Linked DNA regions of Homo sapiens: region 2 is linked to region 1. Evidence: chromatin contacts called from ENCODE Hi-C or POLR2A ChIA-PET data. All regions are on one chromosome and are shown on one strand. The core of a region is the stretch at or near the end of the contact, and the rest is flanking DNA. Distances in the headings are between cores, read along the strand shown.

Evidence for each region. A loop is a pair of places that touch in the nucleus more often than their neighbours do. ChIA-PET counts read pairs that join two places held with the same protein, here RNA polymerase II (POLR2A). Pooled maps may share reads with other maps.
Region 2: a loop to region 1 is called in a pooled map, with 12 times the contacts of the local background. The contact joins two enhancer-like sites. A Hi-C loop is called at or near these places in 1 of 168 maps with a recorded cell type or tissue (PC-9), 2 of 37 single-sample maps with no recorded cell type and 7 of 50 pooled maps. POLR2A ChIA-PET finds 5 or more read pairs at or near these places in 3 of 52 experiments (CD4-positive, alpha-beta T cell, OCI-LY7 and activated CD4-positive, alpha-beta memory T cell).

The regions. Positions count from the first base shown.
Region 1 is chr13:98,662,834-98,668,604 of GRCh38, reverse strand. No RefSeq gene overlaps it. Among named protein-coding and RNA genes, the nearest start is that of SLC15A1, 87 kb to the left of the region's middle. Within about 2 kb of position 3,169, at least 2 of the 41 ENCODE cell types and tissues checked have a DNase peak (open chromatin) inside an H3K27ac peak, as active enhancers do.
Region 2 is chr13:98,526,119-98,531,889 of GRCh38, reverse strand. The region is part of intron 1 of STK24 (serine/threonine kinase 24); the gene reads left to right. Among named protein-coding and RNA genes, the nearest start is that of STK24, 48 kb to the left of the region's middle. RefSeq lists enhancers at 2,835-3,004, 5,545-5,771. Within about 2 kb of position 2,974, at least 2 of the 41 ENCODE cell types and tissues checked have a DNase peak (open chromatin) inside an H3K27ac peak, as active enhancers do.

The DNA of each region.
Region 1 (5,771 bases), core at 1,920-4,419:
TGAAATACTTTGGAATTATATACGTCAAAGTAATAATTGTGTATACCATACCACTGGGAAACAGTGAAAGTTTGACAGGGGTAATGCTTAGTTTTATGTGTCAACTTGGCTGGGTTAAATATTTGCTGAAACACCAGAATGTGGCCGTGAAGGTCTTTTTTATATGAGCTAAACATTTAAATCAGCAGACTTTGAGCAAAGTAGATTATCCTTCCTAATGGGGGAGGGGGGCCATCCAATCAGCAGAAGGCCTGAAGAGAAAGACTAAGGTCCGCTGAGGAAAAAGGAAATCCTACCTTCAGACTGTCTTCAGACACAAGCTGCAACATCTCCTCTTCCCTGGGCCACCAACCTGCCAGCTCTGCAAATCTTGGACTCAACAGCTTCCACAGTTGCAGGAGCCACTTAAACTAAATCAGTCTCTGTCTCTGTGCACGCGCACACACACACGCACATGGACACACACACGCACACATGCACACATCCTATTGGTTCTGTTTCTCTGGAGAACCTTGACTAATACAATGGGGCACAGGATGTATCTCAAAGCCTATCCCTACAATTAATTTATTAATTGCAATGGGAAAAAAGGGAACTTTGTAGTGGAGAGACCGGGAGGGTACTGTCTTACCTGAGTGATCAGCAGTAATGGGACACGCTGACATCACATGCCTCCTAATGCATTGCACTGAGAAGGATCCAACATCATTTATGTAGAAACCCTGCCACAAATGAACAACCTGATTCTAATCAAGAAAGCTGATCATAATCACTAGGAAACAAAGATAAAATGGGGAAATAATCTACAAAGCACATGGCCTGTACCCCTACAAAATGCCAATGTCGTGAAAGACAAATATATATATATATATATAATTGGAGACCAAAACGAAAAGGCTGAGGAACTGGTCTTGATAAAGGAAAGGAAAGACACATGACAACCAAATACAAGTCACAATCCTGGGCTAGATCCTGGATCAGAAAGAAATGTTCTAAAGGACATTACTGGACAGTTGGTTAGATAATAGAAGAGTGTTGTTTTTTGTTTTTTTGTTTTGAGACAAAGTCTCGCTTTGTCACCCAGGCCGGAGTGCAACGGTGCGATCTCGGCTCACTGCAACCTCCGCTTCCCGAGTTCAAGCAGTTCTCCTGCCTCAGCCTCCCAAGTAGTTGGGATTACAGGCATGCGCCACCACACCGGGCTAATTTTTGTATTTTTAGTAGCGACAGGGTTTCATCATGTTGTCCAGGCTGGCCTGGAACTCCTGACCTTGTGATCTGCCCGCCTCAGCCTCCCAAAGTGCTGGGATTATAGGCATGAGCCACTGCGCCTGGGCTAGTAGAAGAGTGTTATTATTCAATCTCCTGACTCTGACTAATTGTACTCTAGTTAGGTAACAGAATGCCTTTGTTCTTATGAGATACTATACTATGAGAGAGAGAGAAAGAGAAAGAAAGAATGAGAGCAAGAAAGCAAACATGTAACAATGGCTAGAATTGGTGTATTCAGGTAAAGATTGTATGAAATTTGTTGAATTCGTTGTACTATGTTTTAGTAGAACAGGCTGGAGTGCAGTGGCACGATCTCGGCTCCCTGCAACCTCCGCCTCTGGGTTCAAGCAATCCTCCCTGCCTCAGCCTCCTGAGTAGCTGGGATTACAGGTGTCCACCACCATGTCTGGCTAATTTTTGTATTTTTTAGTAGAGACGAGGTTTCGCCATGTTGACCAGGCTGATCTTGAACTCCTGACCTCAGGGGATTGCCTGGCTCGGCCTCCCAAAATGCTGGGATTACAGGCATGAGCCACTGAGCCCAGCCTCATTATTCTAGTCTTGTAATTTTTCTGATGCCTGAGATTTTCTTCAGGGTAAAAATTTTGAATGAAAAATGAAAACGTCATCGTAAATTGTTAAATCAAATATTAACAGCATGCTTTGGAAAGACAGACGTAAAAGGATTTCCAATTCATTTAATTCTATGGCAAATATTTCTGAGCATCTCTTCCAGGCATATAATCAAGATGAAGTAAGATATTGTAGCAGTGAGCTTGCCCCCTCCCCATTACCTGCTCTGGCATCTCATGGGGTCCTCAGTCCCATTAACTGATGTCATCAGTGTCAGTTCCAAACCAGGTGTTATCTGGCTTGCTACAAGAGCTATTTTTTAAAATGCCTGTACCTATGATGTATGTTTCTTCCTTTATCTGTTTATTCCAAAGATTTCTTGAATTCCAGTGTATTTTGCGTTAACAGTCTGACCAAGCCTGCTTCTACACTTAATCAATATGGCAGCTGTGCCCTTGCCACAGGGTTTTCAGAGAAAGCCAATACAGGAGCAGAACCTTCTCAATCTAGAGAGTGGGGCTCAGCCAGCCAACAGCCACAGGAAGGGGCCATGCAGTGAGACCAAGGCTTAGACTCTGAGAGATGGAAAGTTCTTTCAGAGAACCTGACAATGGACAGTAGGGGCAGAGCCATGAGCGCAAAGCTTCAAAGGTAGACTTAGGGCATGAGACGAGATCCCAGTGCTAGAGGGACCAAGGCCTCTGGACCAAAGAACTCAGACCAGGAGCAGGACAAGAGGAGGTCCAGGTGCTAAAATGCTAGTACCAACCAGGGCCCTGGGCTCAAAAGAGAAATGCAGCTGTCCCTACCTTTAGAAGAAAAGGAGATTAGTGGAGGGTAAGCTGTAAGACTAATGTCACAAGCTTTTGAGCTCACAACTTCTCCAGCTATTTTGTTTACCCCTTGACCTTTGCCCTCATTGTTCTTCATTGTCCCCACCCCAACCCCTCCACAGACCAGTCATGGAGAGTGAGGGAGAGTCAGCCTGAAGGTCTTTGTGACCACAGGTGCATCAAATGTTTATTTTGGCCAAATGGGAATGGTTGAGTGTTAAATTCAATATTCAGCTGATGCTGAAGCCAAAAATAATCATCAAAGACTAAACCTCTGGGCTACAAAAATAAACCTGAAATTTCATCAAAAATTATTTATTATTTCAATGTTATCAAGAATTTAAGAAGTCAGTTTTTAAATTTTGACGTTTCAACACAAAAGCAATTTCTTTCGTGGCCACAAAACCACATTTTTGTGAGATTTGTCACTCACTTTCCAATAAAGTCAGTGGGGGAGCAAGATTTCTGGGGGATTACCTTTGCCAGGGCAGGCATTGGGGTTGATCATGTTTACCAAGTTATTAAGCTTCCTTTCTTCTCCAAGTGGCAAGCAACAAAGGCAAAGATGTATTTGTTCTTTAACTCCTGAGCTTACTGATTTGATCAATGGCAAAAATACAAGCTCATCAAAGCAATCCCATAAACTAAGACCTGTGCATTGCTTAAAGAATGTGTTTTCTGGGTGTTTTCATTACACATTAATCTGGAATATTTACTCATATCTGCAAGCAAGTATTCAGGTATAATAATTAACCTGAACAGCATTCATCACTACATTGATTAGACTTAATGGTAACCTAGGTACATGAGGTCAGGATGTCCAAAAAAGCAATGAAGTTTGCTGTCAGACACTCTAAAGGCAATCCTAACCACAAAGCTGAATGACAGACTTTGGCCAAATGCACAGGCTAAATGAAACTTCCTTGCTTCCTTATCTGCTACCAGATGCTTTTCAAGGTTTTCAAAGGTTTCCCGGTCTTTCCACTGAACAGTTTTCAGGAATATGAGAGATACAGAATTCAGACCACATGGCAAATGACTCCCAAGGGTCCCTGGTCACTGCCAGGAACACTTAAGCATCCCTGGGGATGCATGGCTCAAACCCCACAGGTTGCCACATTTGTTCAGTCTGTTGGGGCATACAGAGGCAGAATCTATCCTAAATCCATACCATCTAGAGTAGTGTCCAATGCAGAGTTGGCCATCAATACATTTTTGTTAAAAGGAATCAACAAGTGAATGAATGTATGGTCGGTAGAATGTGGCAATGTTGATATTTCATTTAAGAGAAGACCAGCAGTTATCCACCTTGAAAACATCAGGCAATGACCTGTCTGGAGGCAGAGGATTTGAATTTGTGATTTATTTGCCTTTTTTTTTTGACATTTGATTGTTTTGTTAGAAACCCACCAAATAGATGCCTGAGGCTTTGAGGGAATGTTTTAGAAACAGTAGAACACCCACTCCACTCAGAGCTCCAGAAGCCATAGGGAGGACAGGGGCTGCAGTTCCAGAAAGGACTAGATTGGGAAAAGATGACTTGGAAGGGAAACAAAAGAACATCAACGTGTAGCAGCCGCGACTCCCTGGCAGGTTCCTCCTCTGCGTAGGTGTCAGTGCCCGAGCCACCCGTGGAGCAGGCTTCTTTAGTCACAGTTGAACATCTCTGACTCACCACCTGACATGGGTTGTGCTCGTATTTTCCATTATAGAAACTGTATCTGGTGAGTCAGGACCAGAGAGAAACGTGAGACTTGTGGAGGTGTCAGAGGCATTCGAACCACAGCGACTCCATCTTGAGTGAGGGCTGGAAAATGAGGCTGGGGCTTGCTGGGCTGTTTTCCCAGAGAGTCAGGCATTCTGAGCCTCTAGAGTTTACGGTTAAGGGAACAGATTGATAATACTTACTAGACAGACCCAGACTTGGGAATGTCCAGATATCCAATATCTGGAAAACAAAGGCATTCCTAATTTTGTTTTAAAGTTAATAATATTGATTCTTACAAAATATAGTAATTAAATGAAATTAATCCTTTATCACAAACCCTTGTAGAAGAGCACATCTTCCCATCATCTTTTTTTAGTCATATATATACACACACACGTATACATATATACACACACATATACATATGTGTGTGTATATATATACATACAATGTGTGTATATATATATACATACAATGTGTATATGTATACACATACAATGTGTGTATATATACATTGTATATATATGCATATATAATGTATATATACATAGTATATATATGCATATATATACAATGTATATATACGCATATATATACAATGTATATATATACGTATATATAAACAACGTATATATACATGCTTGTACCTAGGGCAGACGCGCTCTTCCTCTTACTTTCCGGAATGCCCTACTCTGTCTATGGAGTAGCCTGTTCTTTCACCACTTTACTTTCTTATTTATTTAATTATTTATTTATTTTGAGATGGAGTCTCACTCTGTCACCAGGCTGGAGTGCAGTGGCACGATTTTTGCTGTGCACTGCAGACTCACCCATCATTCTTTCTTTCGAGAGATAAAAGAACCCTCTCTTGGGATCTGGATCAGGACCCCTTTTCTGTAACAGAGGGTAGGCGTTTAGGCTCTGTGGGGAGAAGGAAAGGTGATGTAAGCCCTCACAGGTCCCCACCTTGGCCAGAGAAGTGTTCCCTAGCATGAATGAGGACCCCCAGCCCAGGTCTCGCGCTGGGCTGCAGGGAGCATTTGAAGGGGGAAACTGCGCCACTCCTGCTAGTTTTCGTGGGTGATGTCAGTGCCAGGCTTGATCACTGGCAGGTTCCGGGGTCAGCCCTCTGAACCAGTCCCTGATTCCTGAAATCTGGCAAATACAAATTAAAAACAAAGGTGTAATTCTCCCAGCTGAAAAGAAAGGGATGCCCCACCTTTCCCTTTTCTTCCAGAAGTTATTTCTCCATCCTTTTCAAATGTATGTGAATCTTTTTTTTTTCTTTTTTTTTTTTGAAATGGGATCTTGCTCTGTCACCCAAGCTGGAGTGCAGTGGCATGATCTTGGCTCACTGCAACCTCTGCCTCCTGGGTTCAAGCGAT
Region 2 (5,771 bases), core at 1,725-4,224, 140 kb after region 1:
CCACGAGCGTCTTTCTCCTGATGCACTGTCCTGCGTCTATGCAGTTCCAGCTCACCTCTAACAGAGCAGAGGCCATTGTGGGGACGATAGGCATCGTTGGGTAGTTAGTGATGTCTAGCCAAAAACCCATTAATACCATCTGCACCTTCAAAGGGTGAAGGTCGAGTGAGGGGGAGAACAGGGATTCAAATTTGTTCCTTGGCTTCAAGAGGAGCCCTGATGTCCTGAGTCAGCACTGGTATGAAGGCTAGTCCTGACCTTAAACTTCTTATTAAGTCAAAATCAGGAGCTTGATGTTTCTCCGGTTCTGTTCATATCAAAAGGTGTCTAGGGTTGGCTGGTGTGTGGAGCCCCAGGATCTGACTGGGGGAGTCCCTAAGGTGTGATGCTGTCCTGATAGTGGAAATGCCCTGGGCGCTTCCCAGGGCAATGGAGGAGGCCAGGGATATGCAGTCCCAGATTGGGTTTCGACCATGACAGGTTTTTGATGACAACTTCTGGCGGGAAAACTGCCCACAAAAGAGCACTTGGTTTTTATTTGGTCTTTTTCATTTGGTTTATAAACTTTCCATTGGCCTTTTCTGTACATATCCCTGCATGTGTAGATATTTTATAAAAAGGACAGCTTGATTTTCAGATTTTGGGAGGGCGTATTGGAAAGACTGATAAAGAGTGAGCTTTAAACTTATTAGAATGAAAGAAGACCTTTATGGATGAATAGGCTTGCTTTAGACAAATTGTTCACTATTCCTTCCAGCACAGAATGCCTCTTCACATTTAATGGCCAGTTTAATTAGATGACATGGCTTTCCAGGGTATTTTATTTGTTTGCAGTCAGCTTTAGGATTTCTTACTTAGGGGAAGAATAATCTGTATTAAAAAATAGGAGATTGGCCTAAAGTTCAGCCATACTAAAAATCTACTCTCATTTTTACTCTTTGGAGACCCTGTCGCATTGTGTTGTACCTCGTATATTCTCAGTTAAGAGTTATGGCCAGCGAGTTAGTGATTTCCAAAAATGTCTCCAAAATTGAGTGCTGTTTTAAAGATGGCTTCCCATGTTCTTCAGTGTGCTTGCTGAAGATTCTATGCCAACTCTGGTGAAGGTGGTGGCAGTTCACCACGTTGCCGGCAGGTTTGATCCCGGAACAGACCTGTGAGCTCATTGTCCATTTGACTGAGAAGCTAAGAACTTGCTGGAGGTCTTGCAGCAGCGCACCACAGCTTTTCATTCCAGGGCTTTGGGTTCTTCTTTTGTGCCCTTGTGTTGTATGTTGCTGTCAGAGCTCCGGAGACAGTGATGGACCTGCTCAGTGTTTGGAGTCGGATGGCCATAGGTTCCTGTTCAGGCTCTGTGCCTGAAGACAAGTCACATAATCGTCAGAAAATGGAGCTCGTGCCTCCTCCGTAGAGGGCACCCGGGCATGACAGTAGCTTTGCTTATGGTGTCATTCTGCCCAGACCACATCCAAGACCATATCCAAGAGAAGAGTGTCATTACCTCTGACTGCAGCTGTCACCTAATCTGTGACACTGAGAAGGCCAGGAGCTCTGGCAATCTAGTTCCTTTATGGGGGTAAAAACGGAGCTGCCTTAAGTATTCCAGGTGTTTTACAAGACATTCTCTTAGATTCAATTAAGTTTCTCCTCAGAAATTGTTAGGAGTTCTCTTTACACAAACTTTCTGGAAGTATTTGTGTGTGTTTCTGTCTGGGGGCCACAGACAGAAACTGTCATGTCTGGTCCTCTTGACAGCTCTGTGTGTGTGTGTGCGTGTGTGTGTGTATATCTGTGTGTGTTTGCACCCACATACAGGGCCAGTGCCTTTTGCCTTCTTTCTTTGCCGTCATTTTTCCTGCAATTGGCCTTTTGTCTAACATCGGCTTCCTTCTCCAGCAGTGCCAGTGGAGTAGAGCCTTCTTTCCTGGGCCCTGCAGGTAGACCCTTTCTATTTTAAGAGGTTTAATGGTTACCTTTATAAGGCAATTTTAAAGGTCCGTGGATTTCTGCAAATTCTGGTAGCCATGATCTTGCCTCTGTAGTTCCCAGCATCATTTCTTAGACCTAGGAGCCTTTTAAGTTGGGTAGAGTCATTGCATTTGATGGCTGAATGCTCGTTCTGGAAGCCTCGTGTTAGGACCCCAACCACACCCATCCCTGGACCTACAGGGGCCTCTGGACCCCCCTGTTTGGTGGTTTGTTTGTCTTTTCCTCACCCCAGCCTCAGCAACCAAGGATCTATTCTCCACCAGTCAAATTTTGTCACCTTGAGAATTTTCTATAAAGGGACTCATACTGTATATGACCTTTGGCGCTTGTAGACAGTATTAAGAAGTTGGATGACAAGAGGGTAAGTGAGGGGATTAGAAAGGAGCTTTGGGGTTTAGATTCACAAGCTGAGTGTGACCTCAGTGTGAAGGGCAGTGGGTCGTCCCCAGTTGTTTTAAGCAGTGAAGGAAACCGTGAGCTTTTAGGAAGATCAACTCTGACAGCAGGTCACAGGCAGGTCTTGAAGTGGATCAGTTGGAGGCTGCTGCTGTGGGGGAGGGAGGGCCAGGCAGTGACCTGGAAGGGGCTGGATGGAGAGACGCTTCGGAAGAACCATGACGCGGTTTGCATGTTGGGGTGAGAGAGGAATGGGGGTGCAGAGGTTTCCAGCTTTAGAAATGGTAGGTAGCAACACTGTTAACGATGAAACACGTGGTGGGGGGCCTGGGGAGAGGGAGACGGCGGGTATGGAAGGGTGAGCTGGAATGGTAGCCACCAGCATGGGTCTGTGGGTGGTAGCGCCAGACAGGCCAACAGGTAGGTTTCCACCTGCGTGCCCAGTTGGCCAAATCGGTGGTGACTGGCTGGGGTGAGTAGATTCTGAGGCTCGGTTCAGCTCTAGGAGAGTGTTTGTGATTCATTAGAGATGCTTGCCAAGGCCAGAGTGGTGAGAGTCCGTGCCTGCAGCCAACTCCCCTTCCCTGCTCCAGGCTCAGCTTCCTTCCAGCATCCTCCCGCCCGCTCCAGTAGGGATAGTGGTGTGAGAAGTACCGGGTATTAGAGCACGTCACCCTCAGTTTCTTTTTGTTTTCATGGAAAAGCGTAGAGAAGCTTGGTTTCAACCAGAGTAGTTGAGTGTGGTTTGACTGTGCAAGTGGTACATTTGGAGCTGAGTAACACTGAAAGTTGATTGGTAATGCCACATGCATTTTTCATTGCCAGAAATGATCAAAAGAAGATGATGACAGCTATTCAGGTTTAAAAATATAAAATACTTCAGTCATCATAGAACAATTTTAAAGAATTCTTTCAAGGGATTATGGAATATAATAAAGTGTTGTGTTGTATTGTGGAATGGCCCTGCTTCTGAGCTGCAGAAGGGCAGAGCTTCGGAATTGTCTTTGTAACTCTTGGGTGGGTAATAGGATACTTCGCACTTGGGTTTTCTCCTCAAAGGAGCCGGAACCCTGGAGGCCTGGCTGGAGTTGCTGGTTTTGCCCCCCACCTAGACTGGGCTGAGGGGACCATGTTTTGTGAGATGAGAGGGAGCAGGAAAACACCCACCTTCTGGCGTTCTCATTGAGCGCAGAATCAGTCTGTAAATCAGAAGATACCTCCATCTGTCTTTCTCATTCATTTAGGTTTTCGCCTTGCAAGGTAGGTGTGGTCATGACATTGGCCAGGCAAACCCCCAGGTCATGGCCGTTCTGTGTAGTCTGTGAAGGGAGCCCGAGACTGATGGGCCCGGGTCTGTCCTGGACCTCCCGCCCTGGGCCAACCTGCATATCCTCATGAATGAGAGTCCGGTGGCCCAGTGGGAACCCAGGGGTCAGCCTGATGGAGACGGCTCTCTCCAGCTTTGCGGAGGCCTGATTATTAGCCTAGGGAGCTGTGGCTGAGGAGACCATCGCCCCCAGAGCTCTCCTTTTGCTTTCTGCCGTTGAGTCAGGCCCAGAGAGGTACAGGAGCTGGCGGGGCTGCAAGACGCCAGCATGAACTGGGGCTGCAGTCACAGCAGGGGACATTTGTTCCAATAAAGCAGGTGATGACTGTCCCTCCCCTTGTTTTGGGATTTTCGACGGTGTGCCTCTGAACCCCTCTGGTCTCCCGTGGCCGCTGGCTCTGCGTCTGTGGCTGGGTGGTGCTGGTGAGGCAGTGCTGGGCCCCCCACCTCCCTTGTGGCTCACCCGGTCCTGGTCCCGTGTCCTCTGCATCCAGGAGCCTCCCCGCTCAGGTTTGCCTGCGGGGCCTGTGTGCCCTCCCCAGTCGTTCAAGGCACAGGGGCACATGGAGGTGGGTTCAGAGAAGAGTGGGGAAGGGGGTGCCGGTGGCCCGTGGGAGAGTTGCCCAGGTGTGGGCACAGCCTCTGTGTCAGGGCTCCCTCGGATGCTCTTGACTCTGATCTGGCCTTTGAGGTCTTAACTTTCGTCCTCACTGGTGGCCCGCGGAGCATGATTCCCGGCACCTTGCCCCTTTGCAGGCCACATGTTCCCACCGCTCTAATTGGGGTGGGGTCTTGGCCACTGGAATCAGATGTCATCTCCATCTCTGGGCTTTTTAGATGAAGTGGAGGGAGAAGGGCAGACTTTTTTTTGGTATAGCTGAGGTCTCACTTTGTTGCCTAGGCTGGTCCCAAACTCCTTATCTCAAGTGATCTGTGGGCCTCCCAAGGTGCTGGGATTACAGGTGTGAGCCACCACGCCCAGCTCTGCTGTGTGCACACATACATGGGCCCTCTGATTTTTCAGTTATTCTCAGTGGCTGGCCATTCCCTGTGAAGAGTGATAGGCCCACATCTACACAAAATGGAAATAAACTCCAAAAGGATGCCGATGAGAATTACAAAACAAATTTCTACTTCCGAGTGTGTATCGATATATGTCACTGCCTCTTCTCAGGGAATCTGACACATACACAGAGTGACCATATGGGCGTGTTATCCTCACATGGGGTCGGTATCAGCAGGCCGATTTCCACCTGGCAAGCGTCTCATGAAAACGCGCCTGTGGACAGTGGTCCTGCATATCTGAATAACGTGTTCTACACCCGCACTACTGGGATGGGCCATGAAGCTGATGAGCAAATTCCAGGAAGCCATTTGTGGTCCTTTCCAATCACGTTTCCCAAGTCTTGGCCAGGAGCTGACAAGCGGTCACTCACTCACTCCTCCCCACAGCAGAAATGCACAACCCAAGTTTCTTGAAAAACAGAATAAAATTTAAAAAGAAGTAAAGGCTACCTAATTAAGCAGCAGAAGACAGTTAAATAAACTTGAATGCAGCCATGTAATGGAATATTTGCTTTTTTGTTTCTAATGACATGGTCCCAAGCCTAGTACAGTGAGGAGACAGGAGCTTGCTGGCTAGGTTCAAACCCCTCCACCGCCCTCTGCCAGCTCTGGGACCAAGGGCAAGATACTCAATATCTCTTCTGCTCAGTTTGCTCATCTGTAAAATGAGGTAGACAGAAGTACTTTCCTCTTAGCTTTGTCATGAGAATGTGCTGAGACAGTTCATGTAAAGCTCCTGACCCAGAGCCTGGAACAAGTACACCCTCAATAAATCCACTCCTATTAGGCTGGCTACACGCTGTGTGCACTGCAGGGGGAAAATGCCTGAGTCATATTGGGACACTGAGACAACAATTTTGCATCCACGAAAAAAATTATACATACAGCTTGACAAAGGACAAAGCATCTGTTCACAGAAAGAAGACTGAGAGAAAACAGGACAAAAATTGTTTAAAAACCAGAAAAAGCAAAGACGGACCTGTTTCGAAAGCCC